Regions from separate parts of the Homo sapiens genome. Here region 2 is linked to region 1. A link is a loop called in an ENCODE intact Hi-C map of the cell type or tissue named here. Cell type or tissue: HepG2. All regions are shown on one strand. Each heading gives the region's core, and the rest is flanking DNA. Links, peaks and the distances in the headings are about the cores only.

Region 1 (8,681 bases), core at 1,213-6,212:
TTAGTCATGAAGTCCTTGCCCATGCCTATGTCCTGAATGGTATTGTCTAGGTTTTTTTCTAGGGTTTTATGGTTTTAGGTCTAACATTTAAGTCTTTAGTCCATCTTGAATTAATTTTTGTATAAGGTGTAAGGAAGGGATCCAGTTTCAGCTTTCTACATATGGCTAGCCAGTTTTTCCAGCACCATTTATTAAATAGAGAATCCTTTCCCCATTGCTTGTTTCTGTCAGGTTTGTCAAAGATCAGATGGTTGTAGGTGTTATTTCTGAGGCCTCTGTTCTGTTCCATTGGTATATATCTCTGTTTTGGTACCAGTACCATGCTGTTTTGGTTACTGCAGCCTTGTAGTGTAGTTTGAAGTCAGGTAGTGTGATGCCTCCAGCTTTGTTCTTTTGGCTTAGGATTGTCTTGGCAATGCGGACTCTTTTTTGGTTCCATATGAACTTTAAAGTAGTTTTTTCCAATGCTGTGAAGAAAGTCATTGGTAGCTTGATGGAGATGGCATTGAATCTATAAATTACCTTGGGCAGTATGGCTATTTTCACAATATTGATTCTTCCTATCCATGAGCATGGAATGTTCTTCCATTTGTTTGTGTCCTCTTTTATTTTGTTGAGCAGTGATTTGTAGTTCTCCTTGAAGAGGTCCTTCACATCCCTTGTAAGTTGGATTCCTAGGTATTTTATTCTCTTTGAAGCAATTGTGAATGGGAGTTCACTCATGATTTGACTGTTTGTTATTGGTGTAGAGGAATGCTTGTGATTTTTGCACATTGATTTTGTATCCTGAGACTTTGCTGAAGTTGCTTATCAGCTTAAGGAGATTTTGGGCTGAGACGATGGGGTTTTCTAAATATATAATCATGTCATCTGCAAATAGGGACAATTTGACTTCCTCTTTTCCTAATTGGATACCCTTTATTTCTTTTTCTTGCCTGATTGCCCTGGCCAGAACTTCCGACCCTATGTTGAATAGGAGTGGTGAGAGAGGGCATCCTTGTCTTGTGCTGGTTTTCAAAGGGAATGCTTCCAGTTTTTGCCCATTCAGTATGATATTGGCTGTGGGTTTGTTACAAATAGCTCTTATTATTTTGAGATATTTTCCATCAATACCTAGTTTATTGAGAGTTTTTAGCATGAAGGGCTGTTGAATTTTGTCAAAGGCCTTTTCTGCATCTATTGAGATAATCATGTGGTTTTTGTCTTTGGTTCTGTTTATGTGATGGATTACATTTATTGATTTGTGTATGTTGAACCAGCCAGCCTTGCATCCCAGGGATGAAGCCTACTTGATCGTGGTGGATAAGATTTTTGATGTGCTGCTGGATTCTCTTTGCCAGTATTTTATTGAGGATTTTCACATCGGTGTTCATCAAGGATATTGGTCTAAAATTCTCTTTTTTTGTTGTGTCTCTGCCAGGCTTTGGTATCAGGATGATGCTGGCCTCATGAAATGAGTTAGGGAGGATTCCCTCTTTTTCTATTGATTAGAATAGTTTCAGAAGGAATGGTACCAGCTCTTCTTTGTACCTCTGGTAGAATTTGGCTGTGAATCCGTCTGGTCCTGGAGTTTTTTTTGGTTGGTAGGCTATGAATTATTGCTTCAATTTCAGAGCCTGTTACTGGTCTTTTCAGAGATTCAACATCTTCCTGGTTTAGTCTTGGGAGGGTGTATGTGTCGAGGAATTTATCCATTTCTTCTATATTTTCTAGTTTATTTGCATAGAGGTGTTTTTAGTATTCTCTGATGGTAGTTTGTATTTCTGTGGGATCGGTGGTGATATCCCCTTTATCATTTGTTATTGCGTCTATTTGATTCTTCTCTCTTTCCTTCTTTATTAGTCTTGCTAGCGGTCTATCAATTTTGTTGATCTTTTCAAAAAACAAGCTCCTGGATTCATTGATTTTTTTGAAGCATTTTTTGTATCTCTATCTCCTTCAGTTCTGCTCTGATCTTAGTTATTTCTTGCCTTCTCCTAGTTTTTGAATTTGTTAGCTCTTGCTTCTCTAGTTCTTTTAATTGTGATCTCCCAAAGTGCTGGGATTACAGGCATGAGCCACCGTGCCTGGCCTGTTTTTGCTTTTTTACTGTAAATTTACTGATTATCAAACTAATACATACTGTGGTAGAAACTGCCAGTTATTTCCCAGCATGCATCTGTCCCCTTTTTTCTTTAGTAATAGAAACCCTGAACTTGCGCTGTACACATGGTCCCTACTATGGTCTGAATGTTTGTATCCCTCCAAAATCATATGTTGAAATCCGTTCCCCAGTGTGATGGTATTAGGGAGTGGGGCCTTTTGGTAGATGATCAGATCATAAGGGCAGAGCTCTCACAAATGGGGTTAGCACCCTTATAATAGGCCTTGGAGAGCTCTCACACCCCCTTTACCATGTGAGGATACATTGAAGGCACCATCCATGAGGAACAGGCCCTTATCAGGCACTGAATCTATTGGTGCCTCAATCTTGGAATTCCTGGCACCCAGAATTGTGAGCAATATGTTTCTGTTGTTTATATAAAGTACCCAGTCTAAGGTATTTTGTTTAGTAGCCCAAACTGACTAAGACATCCCCCTAGCATAAGGACCGTATTTCTTAGCCTGTTTGAAGCTTGTATGGCCACCAATGAGATGTGAATGAAAATAATGCATGCATTGTCTCGGTTATGCCCTTAAAGGGAAAGGGTGTGCCCTCCACTATTTTCTTTCCCCTTTCTTGCCAGAATGTGAAGACAGGAATTGGAGCAGCCATCTTGAACTGTGAGATGGAAGCCATACATTGAAGGTGGCAGAGCAACCAAATAGAACGACCAAGTGTCTCTGATGGTTGTTGAGCTGTCATACCAGCTGTGGACTGCTGTCTGAACTTTTGTAGGACAGAGGAATACACTATTTAAGTCTGTTGTAACACCTGAATTGCTCTGTATTCTAATATAATACTTGTTTTAGAACACTTGGAACAACAGAAAATTAGTTTTGTTAAGGCAGGAAAAATCTTATGTGTAATTCTATCACCCAGAGTCAGTCATGTGTTAACTGACATCTTAGTGGATGTTGTAGCATGCTTCCCTCAGCCTCATCCCCACCTCTACCTTCACGATGACATGCTTAGTTGCTCAGTGCCTGGAGTGTTAGCTGCTAATGGTTCTATCCAGGAATTGACCTTGGCCTCAGGGGGGCAGCCTGCATCCAAGAATCTGTTGTTGAGAGGGTACCAAAGTCTAGTCTTCTTGCTTTATTCAGTTTGGACAACTCTGAAGGGCCATCCTAGCTCTAGAGCTCGATGTAGAAGTGGCCAAGGTCTCTGTTGCAACTGCATTACAGTTCACCTCTCCCTCTGTCAATCCAGCTTCCCTCTCCTTTCACAGGCACTCTTCCCAAGGGCACTTCACAACAAACCCGCATGCAAATCTCAGAATCTTTGTGCTAGGGAACCTGACCTATGACATATACAGATTTAGAGATTTGGGATTATAATACTTTGTTTTTCACTAAATATTTTGCTGGGTAGTCTCCATTTGCCTTTCCAGACACATTCTCCTGCCCTCCATCCACCTCTGTTCTGGGAGGCTGACCACGATGGGATACATTAATGAGCTCCTTTGCCCTCTACCTTCCAGTTGAATGCTGCCAGTGGAAGGCACTGATAGGAGATCAGATGGTGGGAGGACAGAGACTGGGATATCCCTCGTCACCAGGCTGTGTGTTGGAAGAGGCATCATTCTTCTACTAAATCCACAGCTCATGGTGTGAGGTCTTCTCCTAGAGCTACAGGTGTTAGTGTTTTGCTGGTAGTTACTTCCTCTGGCCCTTTCATGCCTAGGAATGGAAATAGCTCCCTAGTGCTGCCAGCCCTGGGGTGCTTCATCAGCTCCCTGGTTTCTTATCCTTGCCCACACCTTGCAATTAGTCAGTCTTCTCAATCACTCCGTTTGAGTATGCCATCTATTTCCTGGCAGGACCAGGACTGATACCTACTATTTTTTTTTTTTTTTTCTGGAAACGGAGTCTCACTCTGTCACCCAGGCTGGAGTGTAGTGGCACGATCTCGGCTCACTGCAACCTGTGCCTCCCAGGTTCAAGTGATGTTTGTGTCTCAGCCTCCCAAGTAGCTGGGACTACAGGCACGCACCACCATGCCCAGATAATTTTTTGTATTTTTAGTAGAGACAGGGTTTTACCATGTTGGCCAGGCTGGTCTCGAACTCCTGACCTCAGATGATTCGCCCCCACTCGGCCTCCCAGAGTGCTGGGATTACAGGTGTGAGCCACCGTGTCCGGCCTCCTGTTTCTTTTCTTTCTTTCTTTATTTTTTTTTTTTTTTTTGAGATGGAGTCTCGCCCTGTTACCCAGGCTAGAGTGCAGTGGCGCCATCTCGGCTCACTGCAAACTCTACCTCCCAGATTCAAGCAATTCTCCTGCCTTAGCCTCCAGAGTAGCTGGGATTAAAGGTGCTTGCCATCACATCCGGCTAATTTTTTATATTTTTGCTAGAGACATGGTTTCATCATGTTGGCCAGGCTGGTCTTGAGCCTTCTACTTCTTAATGATTCTTCTAAAACATGATTTTTATTGGCCATGTATAATTTCATCATGTAGACTTAAAAGGATTTCTTTAATTCCCTATTGTTATATATACACTTTTTATATTGATTTTTATCACAATACATCAAAGCATTTATTATGCCATTGAAAACTTCCAATAAACACATTTTTAAAGGACTGTTATATTATGGCTGGACCGTGAACCTTGAGTTGTTTATCCAGTAGTGCTAAGAGATTTGTTCTGATCCACCTGATTTCTTTTGTGCAGTGTTTATAGTGACTAAAGAAACGTATTTTCAAGATGATTGGGCTGGCTATACTCTGTAGCTGCCACAGAAGAAAGCAAGGCTATGCCCCAATCCCACCACATTAAGATCCCCAGTTCAGGGCTCTTCATTAAAACAGCTAAACAAACTGGTGTAAACAGTACTTTTACTTGAATTTAACATCTTTTATGTTTTCTGGGCCAGACTTTGTGTGGATATTGGATAATAGGCTTGGTGGCCCTTTTATATCCCTTGTGTACTTGTAATTCTAGGAAAAATACAAAGCATTTAGTGGGAAGGATTTGTAAGAGAATACAGTTTGATCACCATGTAACTTGAGTAAAAATAGCACCATAATTGAAAACACTAAGAGTAGGGTTTTAAGGAAAGAGAGTAAGATTGGAACAAAGTAACCATGAACTTTTCAGTTCTGAGCTGCGAGTTCTGTTCATTATTCAGTGACCCTTTGTGAGATCTTGTCTTAGTCCATTCACGCTACTATAACAAAATACCATAGACTGGGTGACTTGTAAACAACAAAAATTTACTTCTCATGGATCTGGAGGCTGGGATATCCAAGATCAAGGTGCCAGCAGATTCAGTGTCTGGTTGGGGCTTCCTTCTTGGTTCATAGACAGCTGTCTTCTTGCTGTGTCCTCACATGGTGCAAAGGGTGAGGGAGCTCTCTAGGGTCTATTTAATAAGCACATTAAGGGAATGCCTTAATGCGCTTATTAAATGAAGTTTTTTGAGAAAAAACTCAAAGTGCTTTCTAAATTTATCTCACTCAACCACAATCAGTGCAGACCTGTGACCAAATGTAGGTGGTGTGAGGGGTGGGTGGGTGGGTGGGGGAGGAGCATCTCCCCACCACCAAGCAAGCAATTAGTTTTGTAGCAGATACCAACTGGATATCCTCCAATTCAGTTCTGACACTATCTACTTGGAGATAGCATCAGATCGTTACCGGAAAGGGGTCCTGATCCAGACCCTAAGAGAGGGTTCTTGGAAATAATTCAGGGCAAGTCGGCGGAGTAAAGTGAAAGCAAGCTTATTAGGAAAGTAAAGGAATGAAAGAATGGCTACTTCAGAGATAGAGCAGCCCCAAGGGCTGCTGGTTGCCCACTTTTTATGGTTATTTCTTGATTATATGCTAAACAAGGGGTGGATTATTCATGCCTCCCTTTTTTAGACCATATAGGGTAACTTCCTGATGTTGCCATGGCATTTGTAAACTGTCATGGTGCTGGTGGGAGTGCAGCAATGAGGATGACCAGAGGTCACTCTCATCACCATCTTGGTTTTGGTGGGTTTTGGCTGGCTTCTTGACTGCAGCCTGTTTTATCAGCAAGGTCTTTATGACCTGTATCTTGTGCTGACCTCCTGTCTCATCCTGTGACTTAGAATGTCTTAACTGTCGGGGAATGCAGCCCAGTAGTTTTGAGGCTTATTTTACCCAGCTCCTATTCAAGATGGAATTTTTCTAGTTGAAATGCCTCTGACAAGATCCCACAGATTGGGGGCTCAGTCCCCAAGGTTCCCTCTTAAGCCCTAGAAATCAGTAGCAAGTCTCGGCCTCTGGAACTTCTGACCAACTGACTGGCTTCAAGTGGGGGTTCCCATGACCCCTCCTTGAATTCAATTAATTTTCTAGGGTAGCTCATAGAACTTGGAAACTTACATTTACCAGTTTATTATAAAGGATATTACCAAGGATGCAGATTTAGAGATGCATAGTGCATGCAGCTTCCATGCTGTCCTGGGCGTACCACCCTCCAGAAGTCTCCAGGTGCTTAGCTATCTGGAAGTTCTCCAAACCCTGTTTATTTATTTCTATTTTTATTTTTAATTTTTTTTAATGGAGGCTTCATTCAGTAGCCATGATTGATTAATCATTGGCCATTGGAGATCAGCTTAACCTTTAGCCCCCCTCCTTTCCCTGGAGGTTAGCGGGTGGGGCTGAATATCTTAAACCTGTTATCATGCCTTGGTCTTTCCAGTGACCAGCCTCCATCCTGAAGCTACCACCTGGGGGTTGCCAGGCATCAGTCAATCATTAGCATATGAAAAGACATCACTTCGGAGATTCTGAGGATTTTAGGAGTTCTATGCCAGAAATCTGTGATCAAAGACCAAATATATATTTGTTGGTTTTCTTTCTTTTTGAGACAGAGTCTTGCTGTGTCGCCCAGGCTAAAGTGTGGTGGCATGATCATGGCTCACTGCAGTTTCAACCTCCTGGGCTCAAACAATCCTCCCACCTCAGCCTCCTGAGTAGCTGGGACCACAGGCACACACCACCATGCCAGGCTAATTTTTGTATTTTTTTGTAGAGATGGGATTTTGCCATGTTGCCCAGGTCTGTCTCGAACTCCTGAGCTCAAGCAGTCGCCTGCCTCAGCCTCCGAAAATTCTGAGATTTCAGGCGTGAACCACTGCGCCCAGCCCAAATATATATTTGTTAATATCACAGACATTCATCCCATTCATGAAGGCTCAGCCCTCACAACCTAATCACCTTTTAAAGGACCCACCTCCAGATACTCTCACATTGGGCATTGGATTTCAAGATAGGAATTTTAGAGGGACATAAACATTCAGACCATAGCAGATCTCTTTACTTAGGTTAACCTTGTTTTAGTATTACAAAAAGCACTTCAGTGTGTTCATTCATTGTATTCAAAACATATTTATCAAGAAACTACTATGTTCAAAACACTAGGATATGGCTGTGAACATCTAGAAAAATTACCCACTCTCATACCATTAACATTTCTCAAGGGAGTCGGATAACTAACAAATAAACAAGATTATTGTGAATTGTGACAAGTCCTAGAAGGAAATAAACAGGATGATGAAAGACAGTAAGTGGGGCAGGACACTTTAGACTGGATGGTCAGGGATAATACAAACCTCATTTTATGTGTTATGGAAGGTAGTGTGTTTGAATGGAGTGAGAGAAAACTAGAACTGAAGTCCAGCTTTATCACCTTGTATAAGTTTCTTAACCTTGCTGAACACCATGACAGGCTGAAAATATAACAAGAACATAATGATAATAATCCCTACTACTTATAGTAGTAGCAGAATTAAACCAGAGAAAACTCCTGGCATTGTAAGCATGACTTTCTGCCAGGCCCCACATAAATATTAATTTCCTGTTAACTTTCCTAAAATTACATATAATCTGAATTCTGTAATACCCATTTCCAATGATATAATTTTAAGAAACTGTTCTATACATCTTCAAATCAATTTAATTCATCAAATATTTATTAAGCACTTACTATGTGCCAGTCTCTGGTGACCTGATGGTGAATAGAATAAACAGTATCCCTGCCTGGTCAGGGTTTAATTATTGTTCTTATTTGGCTGAGACTCACAAAGCCATTTCTGTCCACTGGTTCTCCTGACTAGTAGTAATGAATTTTTACCCCACTGCTATGCACATTTTATGTTAAACTTTTTTTTGTTGTAAAATAAAATAAACATTTAAAAAGGTTCATAAAACATAGGCCATAAATCTTAAAATCTGATGGACCCTCTCTTACAAAACCCTATATACTTATTTATGTGTCAGTACAAACGTCTACCATTCTGCCACTAAAAATAACAAAGAAAACAGAAAAATAGAAGATAATTTTTTTTTTTTTTTTTTTTTTTTTTGGTTGAGACGGAGTTTTGCTTTTTCACCCAGGCTGGAGTATGGTGGCACAATCTCAGCTCACTGTAACCTCAGCCTTCGGGTTTCAAGTGATTCTCCTGCCTCAGCCTCCCGAGTAGCTGGGATTACAGGCGCCCGCCACCACGTCAGTCTAATTTTTGTATTTTTAGTAGAGACAGAGTTTCGTCATGTTGGCCAGGCTG
Region 2 (8,681 bases), core at 2,073-7,072, 240 kb after region 1:
AAAAGAAAACCTTCAAAACTTTGTTAGAACATTTAAAAGATGATTCAAGTAAGTGGAGAAATAGAGCCAATTCCAAGATAAAAAGACTTAATAACACTAAAATGTCTATATGACCAATAGAATTAAATTTGAATTAAATTGAATTTATAGATTTAATACTATTCTGATCTAAAGCCTAGTAAGTATTTTTTTTTAATGGAGTTTTGCTCTTATCTCCCAAGCTGGAGTGCAATGGCATGATCTAGGCTCACTGCAACCTCCACCTCCTGGGTTCAAGCAATTCTCCTGCCTCAGCCAGTAGCTGGGATTACAGGCATGTGCCACCAGGCCCAGCTAATTTTTGTATTTTTAGTAGAGATGGGGTTTTGCCATGTTGGCCAAGCTGGTCTTGAACTCCTGACCTCAAGTGATCTGCCAGCCTTGGCCTCCCAAAGTGCTGGGATTACAGGCGTGAGCCACTGTGCCCAGCCTAAAACCTAATAAGTATTTTTAATTTCACAAAATTATCCTAAAATGTATGTATGAAAATAATAAGAATACCATCAACAGGGAGTATAAAAAAGACACAGAAAAGTTTCTACCAATATCAGCCATTAAAACTTGCTATATAATAAAATAAGAATTAAAATAATGCACTAACTAGATCATAGATTAATGGAACCAAATGAAGAGACTAAAAAGGCCTAATAATTTACAGTAGCATTTTTGTGAAATAAAGTTTAACTATAAATAATTAAATATATGTACACACTTAAAATATATCTATCAAAAATAGCTTTTGAAAACAGCAGGAGGGAAGGAAAGTGTGTACAGACACGCCTAGTTGTCTGACTAAATGGCCTTTCCCAAACGCCTTCTCTCCTGCTGTTTTTTCTATAGAAAGAGAAATATGAAATACTTTCCCAGCCACCATTGCGCTAGGTGTGACCTTATGACACAGTTCTGACTAATAAGACATAAGAGGCCTGGGCACGGTGGCTCATGCCTGTAATCCCAGCACTTTGGGAGGCCAAGACAGGTGGATCACCTGAGGTCAGGAGTTCGAGACCAGCCCGGCCAACATGGTGAAACCCCGTCTCCACTAAAAATACAAAAAAAAAATTATCTGGGTGTGGTGGTACGTGCCTGTAATCCCAACTAATCGGGAGACTGAGGCAGGAGAATTAGTTCAACCTGGGAGTCGGAGGTTATGGTGAGCTGAGATCTCGCCACTGCACTCTAGCCTGGGCGACAGAGTAAGACTCTGTCTCAAAAAATAAATAAATAAATAAAAATAAAGACATAAGAGAAAGTCTGCTGGTAGGTTTGGAAGAAAATGTTTGTTTTCCTGATTAAAAGAACTGACGTGGCTCTTACTGCCCTTCCTTCCTGCTTTGAATATAGAGGCTCAGCAGCCATCTTGGAATCATGAGGAGGTAGCATGAGAGAAGGGCCCAGAGCATTCCAGTCTCCAGGACCCACATCACAGAGACACCAAAATGCTGCCAACCCTACCAACTGCGACTTCCTATAAAGTGAGAAGAAAAAGCCCCTTTTTGTTTAAGCCACTGTTAGTTGGATTTTGTTACTTGCTATCAAATAATATAACTGATACAAGTTTTATTTGATAAGAGGTTTTGGAATTTGTGATAGCAATTTTAAAAGTAACTAAGTACTTAATATACTCTAGGTGGATTAAGTTAACTTTTTATGTTGAAAAAAAGAACAGAACATTGAATAAAATATTTAGCACATCTGTGAGGAAGAACTTTTTCTTGAAATTTTATAAGGAATTGTAAAGAAAGAGATAGGTACACACATGTATACATTTTAAACTTCTGTACAATGTAAAAAAGCAAAAACAGAAGAAAACAAAATATAAAATATGAAAAATATATATCAAATACGATAGACTATAGGATCATAAATAAAATATACAAGGAGCTTATTCAAATGTATTAGCTGTATTTCATCATTTTGATAAATGGGCAAAGACTATGAACAAGCAATTCCCCCAAGGAGAAACAGAAACAGTAAATAAACACCTGAGAAAATGTTCAGCCCTAGGAGTAATCAAAGAAATGCAAATTAAAGCAACCTTGAAATATCATTTGATACCTACTAAACTAGCATTTTGAAAAATGATGGGTTGGCAAGGTGACAGCGCTATTGGCGCACTCATCCATTTCAGGTGGCACTACAAATTAGTACCACTTTTGAGAAAGCAATATGGCAAGCATGGAGAAACATCCATGCCCTTTGGCCCAGCAATTCCAGTTCTTGTAATTGGCACTAAGGATAGTAATTCAACCGAAGCAAAGGGACAGACTCCACACTGTTCTTCAGAGCCTCAGCAATTCAATTAAATCCAATTAACATATATTTTACACCTTCCTTCTGCCAAGCAAAGGCAACAGGGAGTCAGAAATTAATAAGACACTGTGTGTGACCTCAGGGGGCTCACAGTCTGGCAAAGGAGCCAGGTGGGTAAATACATTACAAAACAGTGCTGTAAGTCCAGCAGTGGAAACATAGATGAGGTCAGAAGAGCTTGATTTTCATGATGAGGTGGGTGAGGTAGGTAAGCAGAGAGCTGGCAGAGTTGAGAAAAGATTATGAAGGAGACCATGTAAAACTATGGGGAAAAAGGCACCAAGAATTAAAATAGCAAACAATTTAACTATATATTCACAGTAGTGTGGGAATATAAATTCCAGAGAAGGTTTGTGAAAAACCAAGATTTGCGGCAGAGTGAAAACAGAGCTCTATTGCCCTTGTTTGACACCTATAACAGCAAAAAAAGAAACATTCCTAAATGACCAACTTGGAGATATCTCTTTGTGAATTGTGGTACACAGTGGACCATAATTCCACTACAAGAATGAAAATTATGAAAATATATGACACTTAAAAATGTTTATGAAATGCAGGCAGGATACCTGGGGGAGAGCAGCTGGTCCTGACAGCACTTAGCATTGCTCCAAAATTCACCATTCCTTCTTTGTTATCATCACATTTCTTTTATTTAAATGTAATTAACACACCATAAAATTCACACATTGAAAGCACACAAGTCAGTGGTTTTAATATATTCATGAAGTTGTGAAACTATCACCTCCATCTAATTCCAGAATATTTTCATCAACCCAAAAAGAAATCCATTACCAGTCATTCCCCATTCCTTCCAGCCCTTGACAACTACCAACCTACCTCTTGTCTCTAGAGAACTGCCTCTTCTTCCCCTTCTCTGCCCTAATCCCTGCTGTCCTCCTGAGCCTGAGTAAGCAGGGGCCATGCCCTCTCTAATGCCCTGGCCCCGCATAGGGACACTAGCCCTCCCCAGAGTGCAACAGACGGAAGGCCAGTAAACACCACTCTATTAAAAGTTCAGACATACAAATGGGAATTCAACACTGTCATGCAAAACTAAGGAATCTGCCTTACAGAACACGTAGCTCACTCTGTGAGACCCAACCCTTCTAATTTAGTCCCTCCCTTCCTGAGGTGAGTACCACCTTAGCACCCACTTCCAGCTTCCCTCCCTGACATTTAGAGCCAAGACCACAGGACCGGTGGAACCGGTGTGAGGAGAGAGTGGGGCAGGACCAGGAAGCACCTCTTCCTCTGCTAATGCACGCAAAGGAAGTCTGGTGCTGCCTTTAATTTTTCCACTAAGGAACTTGGAGGAGGCATTGTGTGGTGGCTGGGTCTCTGGCTGCTTTCACCAAGCTTATTATCTGTTTTCCTCACCAGACTTATCTCCTGCAGGACGCTGTTTTGTTCTTTTTCCAGGGACATTAAGCGGAAGTGTAAAAGCTGTGGTTCTCTGTGGAAATGACCACAGATTATTTTCCTTGCCATTTGTATAGGCCTCCTTTTCCTGACCAGCTAGGGAGGACACTGCACATTTGATGGTGACATTTGACCTTTTTGTTTTATGTGCCGTGGTGCATTCTCTCTGGTAGCCTCAGAAGTTACAAGACCTTACCTCACTCTTCAGGAACAAACTACAGCAATGATTCATCTCTCTGTATTTCCCAGCCTCCTGATAAACTGCTAAGTGAAGATGGGGAGGAGCCATCACGTCGCGTTGATAGAATAGACACAGAGGGGACTTGGTGATGTATTAGGAGGAGCACTGACCAGAAGTCAGGGTATCTGGGTTTGGGTTTAACCTCCTTGGTTCTCAGTCCTCTCATGGATGAAGTGAGAGTTGGAATAGAAAGAGGTCACAGCAGGTCCTTCCAGATTTCAGTCCATAGTTTCTCTACATTAGTAAGGTGAAAATAAGGTCTCACTATTTAGGAGATTCTGGTCTCAGGATCCTTGAGGGAAGAGAAAGAAAAGGGAGGGAAAGGGAAAGGGACAAGAGGAGATGAGAAAGCACAGAAGGGAAGGAAGGGGAGAAGAGTTGGGGGCACAGGAAGAGAAGTGGGGATCCAAGGAGGGAGGGGAGGGAAATGGAGGGGATAAGAGGAGAAAAAAAGATGGGAAGGAGATGGGAAAGGAGGGGAATAGAGGAAAGGAAACAGAAGTAGGAGGGGCCAGGAGGAGAGACGAATGGCAAATTAGTAAGACTTCTTTAGAAAGAAGATGGGAAGTTCACAGGTTCTACAGACTGGAGAAAAAATTATAAATAAATAAATAAATAACAAAGAAAGAAGATGGGAAGAACAGAACTAACATTTCTCTTTTTTCTTCTTTTTTTTTTCTTTTGAGACAGGGTCTTTCTCTGTCACCCAGGCTGAACTGCAGTGGCATGATCACAGCTCACAGCCTCCCAGGCCCGAGCAATCCTCCTGCCTCATCCTCCAGAGTAGCTGGGACAACAGGTATGTGCCACCATGCCTGGCTAATTTTTTATTTCTTTAAATTTTTGATAGAGATCTTGTTATGTTGCCCAGGCTAGAACTAACATTTCTGATGTCCTACTAGATGTCAATTCTCAAAATACTTTGAAGGTAGATAATAATATTGTTCTTTTACCAACAAGGAAATGATTCCCCTTCCCTGCTTCTGAATGAACATTATGTTCTCCCTCAAGTGATTTTGGTGCAGTTGGGCAGGTTTTAAGATAAGCTGGGCTAAGTGATTTGCTCCAAGTATTAACATTAGTCAATCATGATGCTGAAATTCAGCCTCAGGCCTGTCTAGCCCGGAGACCTGTGTTCTTTTCACTCTACTAAGCTGAGAAAAGAAAACACAAAGAAAAGCGAGGAAGGGTTTCATAGTGGATACCTCTCCATGCATTTAATCAAAAATAGGCCAAGAGACTCTCTTAATGAAATCCACCCTCCAAAAAAAAAAAGAGAGAAAAGTAGTCTGAGTTAAGTAAAACCAATTCAGCTCAAGGGAACAGAGTCGAGATAGTCTCATAGGCATTTCCAGGACAGCCGACCTTTTCCATAATGAACACTGCTCCCTCCACAATGATGCAGCAGTAACTCTCACTGCCTTACTCTTTAGTAGTGATCTAGATTTAACAAGAGCGCCTTGCAACTTATAGTATATTTGCAGTCTTTAAAGCACTTTCACATTCTTGATTCCTTTTGACCTCTAATAATAATAATAATAATAATAATAATAGTATTAATAACTTAGGAACTGAAACAAAGATTTTAGAGTCAGACCTCAGTTTAATCACCACTCTTGCCGCTTAGCTCTGCGACCTTAGGCTGGTTAAGAAGAGCCTCAGTCTTCTCTCCTGTAAGATGGGGATAATAAAAATGCCTACCCCATAGGGTTGTAATGAGTATCCAAAGAGATAGAACATGTTAAGTGTTGCCCAGCACATAGTCGTGTTCAAGAAATGTTAACCACTATTATTTATATATATATAAAAAACACATATATGTCAGAAAAATTATCTGACATTTGAAAATAGGCAGAAAATATTACTGATTATTGGGTCTTCTTTCAGTGCAGTATTGAGCTTAATTTTCTACTGACTTTACACTCCATAGGTGCAGAGGTTAACTTAAAAATTTTTGTCTGGTAAAGATGCAAATAGTTTCTGTGCAATAGAGCCAATAAGCACAAAGATTAGTTTACTGTCCTGTTGGACACCAACCAGTTTTAACTCATCAATCTTATAATATTTTTAAATTAAATTTTACACACACATAATCTCAAATGCTTTTTGAATCAGTTTTAACATCTTAACGTTCACCTCAATAAATACATTCTTTGACAGGTATTCATATTCTATTTTCCTGAGAGAGATGATTTTACCCTTTTGAAAATTACACTTAATAACATGGAACCAACCTAAATGCCCATCAGTGATAGACTGGATGAAGAAAATGTGGTACATATACACCATGGAATACTATGCACGCATAAGAAGGAATGAGATCATGTCCTTTGCAGGGACGTGGATGAAGCTGGAAGCCATCATCCTCAGCAAACTAACACAGGAACAGGAAACCAAACACTATATGTTCTCACTCATAAGTGGGAGTTGAACATTGAGAACATATGGACACAGGGAGGGGAATAACACACACCAGGGCCTGTTGGGTGGGGGGTGAGGGGAGGGAACTTAGAGGTCCATAGGTGCAGCAAACCACCATGGCACACGTATACCTATGTAACAAACCTGCACGTTCTGCACGTGTATCCCTTTTTTTTTTTTAAAGAAATAAAGAAAAAAAATAAAGAAAAGAAAATTACACTTAACATTAGACAGCTAATATGGGTAGGCCTGCCCCATTTAGTAGAGGGACTGAAACACAAAGAGATTTTTGACTTGTCGACAGCTAGAAGCAGAATTCAGTTATTTCAAATTCTAGTCCGATATCTTTGTTCTATTTTATGCCTCTGACCAAACAATATCCAAAAATACAATAACAACAATAAAGAATGTAATCCGGAAGGATATAAGGCAGTACTCTTCTGGCAGGCTTGAACAGTTTCCAGGCTGTCTTCACAGCCATCATTCAAAGAGGAATGTGAGAAACATCATTTGAAGCTGATTTCCAAATGTTCTGCTTCTCTAAATGCATTTTTCAAACCCTTAGAGGAAAAGGGGGCCCTCTTTAAAAACAGCAATGATCTAAAAAACGGGTGAGGTAGGGAATCTGGTAGTTCACTAACCTGGTTAATAGGAAATCAAAACTATTCTATGTAAAATCAATTAAATCCATTAATACATTGATTAGGTAGATGGAAACTGAGTTACATCTACCTTAGAATTTAAGCAGACCAGGGTCTCTAAAAACTTGATATTCTCTTTTCTTGGCATGAGAGGAAAGTAAGGTTTCAGAATTGAAAGAGTAATTAAGAGGGAGCCCTGTGTCCAGGGACTGAACTCACTGTTATGCTCTGGATGGGACATATGCTCAGAGCCCAGTGGCCCAAGCTGTTGTAGAAGACGGCAGAAGCAGCCAGGAGAGCTCTGAGCCCACCACGCACATGGAGGATGGAACCGGGGTTAGTTTAAAGTAAGCAGTGCCCGAATCATGTGACAGGAGCCACCTTTACACTTATAATCACTGCAGGCTTATGAAAATCATAACATAAATGAAAGGTTTTTTGTATTGAAAAAGTTCCACCCACATTGTGCCTTGGCCCCTCATTTTTTAAATACTTTCATCTCTAAATTCCCCGGGTTTCCTCCGGCGTCTCCAGCTGCTCCTCTGCTGATTGCTCGTCCACGATTCCTCAATGTCTGAGTGTCTGATTCAGACATTTCTTGGCCCTGTCTTTTTCCCTACTATCTGGTTTAAATGTCATCCATATGCTGATGTTTCCTAAATTTTATCTGCAGCCTCAACCTCTTGCCTGAACTCAGAACTAATATATCCAGTTGCATATGTAAAATCTTCTCTTGAATGTCAAAGATCAACTTAATATGTTCAAAACAGAATTTGTGATTTTGTTCCCTCCCTCCACACTCTTATCCCTGCAAAGGCCAAGTTCTACCTTAGGGCCTTTGCACAGTCTCTGGGCCTGGAACACTCTTCCACCAGTCATTTCATGGACAGCTCCCCTTGGTCATTCAGATCTCAGTTCAAACATCACTTCCTCCTTAGCTGTCCCTGGCCCCCATCTGAAGTGGCCCATTCCTTTCCCACGGCCACCACCAGTTATTCTGGTAATTATGCACATAAACTGGAAATTTCTCCATAACCTCATATTTATCACAATATGGAATTCTGTGGATTAGGTGTTTACTTATTTATTGTTAATCTCCCTGCCCTTCCCCCACAGCTCTACCCCCCAATGCATAGAAAATGAGCCTCGAGGGAACTGGGACTCATCTGTCTTAGTCATTGCTGTTTCTCCAACACACAGGCACTCAGCAGATTTTTACTGAGTGCATATTTGCATATGTGAATGCATCTCTGGGGGTCTGTTTTCCTACAAAACCTGAGGGTAATTATCACAGAAAGCATGCATGGTAACTGGGAAGGATGAACATACTAATTCCAGCATGACCTTGAATTTTTAAATTGATTTGGAGAATAGTAAATGCCATTGGGATGCCAAAGAGAGCAAGAGATGTTGGTGCAGGGGAAGGGTGTTGTAAACAAAGAGAGGAATGCAAACAATAATCCCTAAATGTCCAGAAAAACTTTGGGAGACTGATGAGGAGGAATCATTTTATTTTTATTTTGCCAAGGAAGGATATTATGGAGAAATTTTATCATCTACTGTCACATCACCATCATGTCATAAAATAAAGGACATTTAACTTCCAA

The links. Peaks named below come from ENCODE experiments on the same cell type or tissue, not always from the same donor. Only the 100,000 strongest peaks of a DNase experiment are listed, where the experiment ranks them.
Region 2: it touches region 1 in a loop (4-fold over the local background); 1 of 110 quality-filtered maps calls a loop at or near these places.

What each region holds. Positions count from the first base shown.
Region 1 is chr2:54,173,594-54,182,274 of GRCh38, forward strand. The region is part of intron 3 of ACYP2 (acylphosphatase 2); the gene reads left to right. Among named protein-coding and RNA genes, the nearest start is that of ACYP2, 62 kb to the left of the region's middle. In HepG2, for the core only: a CTCF peak has its summit at 3,184 (motif pointing right); a DNase peak (open chromatin) is centred at 3,208.
Region 2 is chr2:54,412,718-54,421,398 of GRCh38, forward strand. No RefSeq gene overlaps it. Among named protein-coding and RNA genes, the nearest start is that of SPTBN1, 39 kb to the right of the region's middle. In HepG2, for the core only: no CTCF peak of the experiment used is centred there; a DNase peak (open chromatin) is centred at 3,954; H3K4me3 peaks cover 436 bases.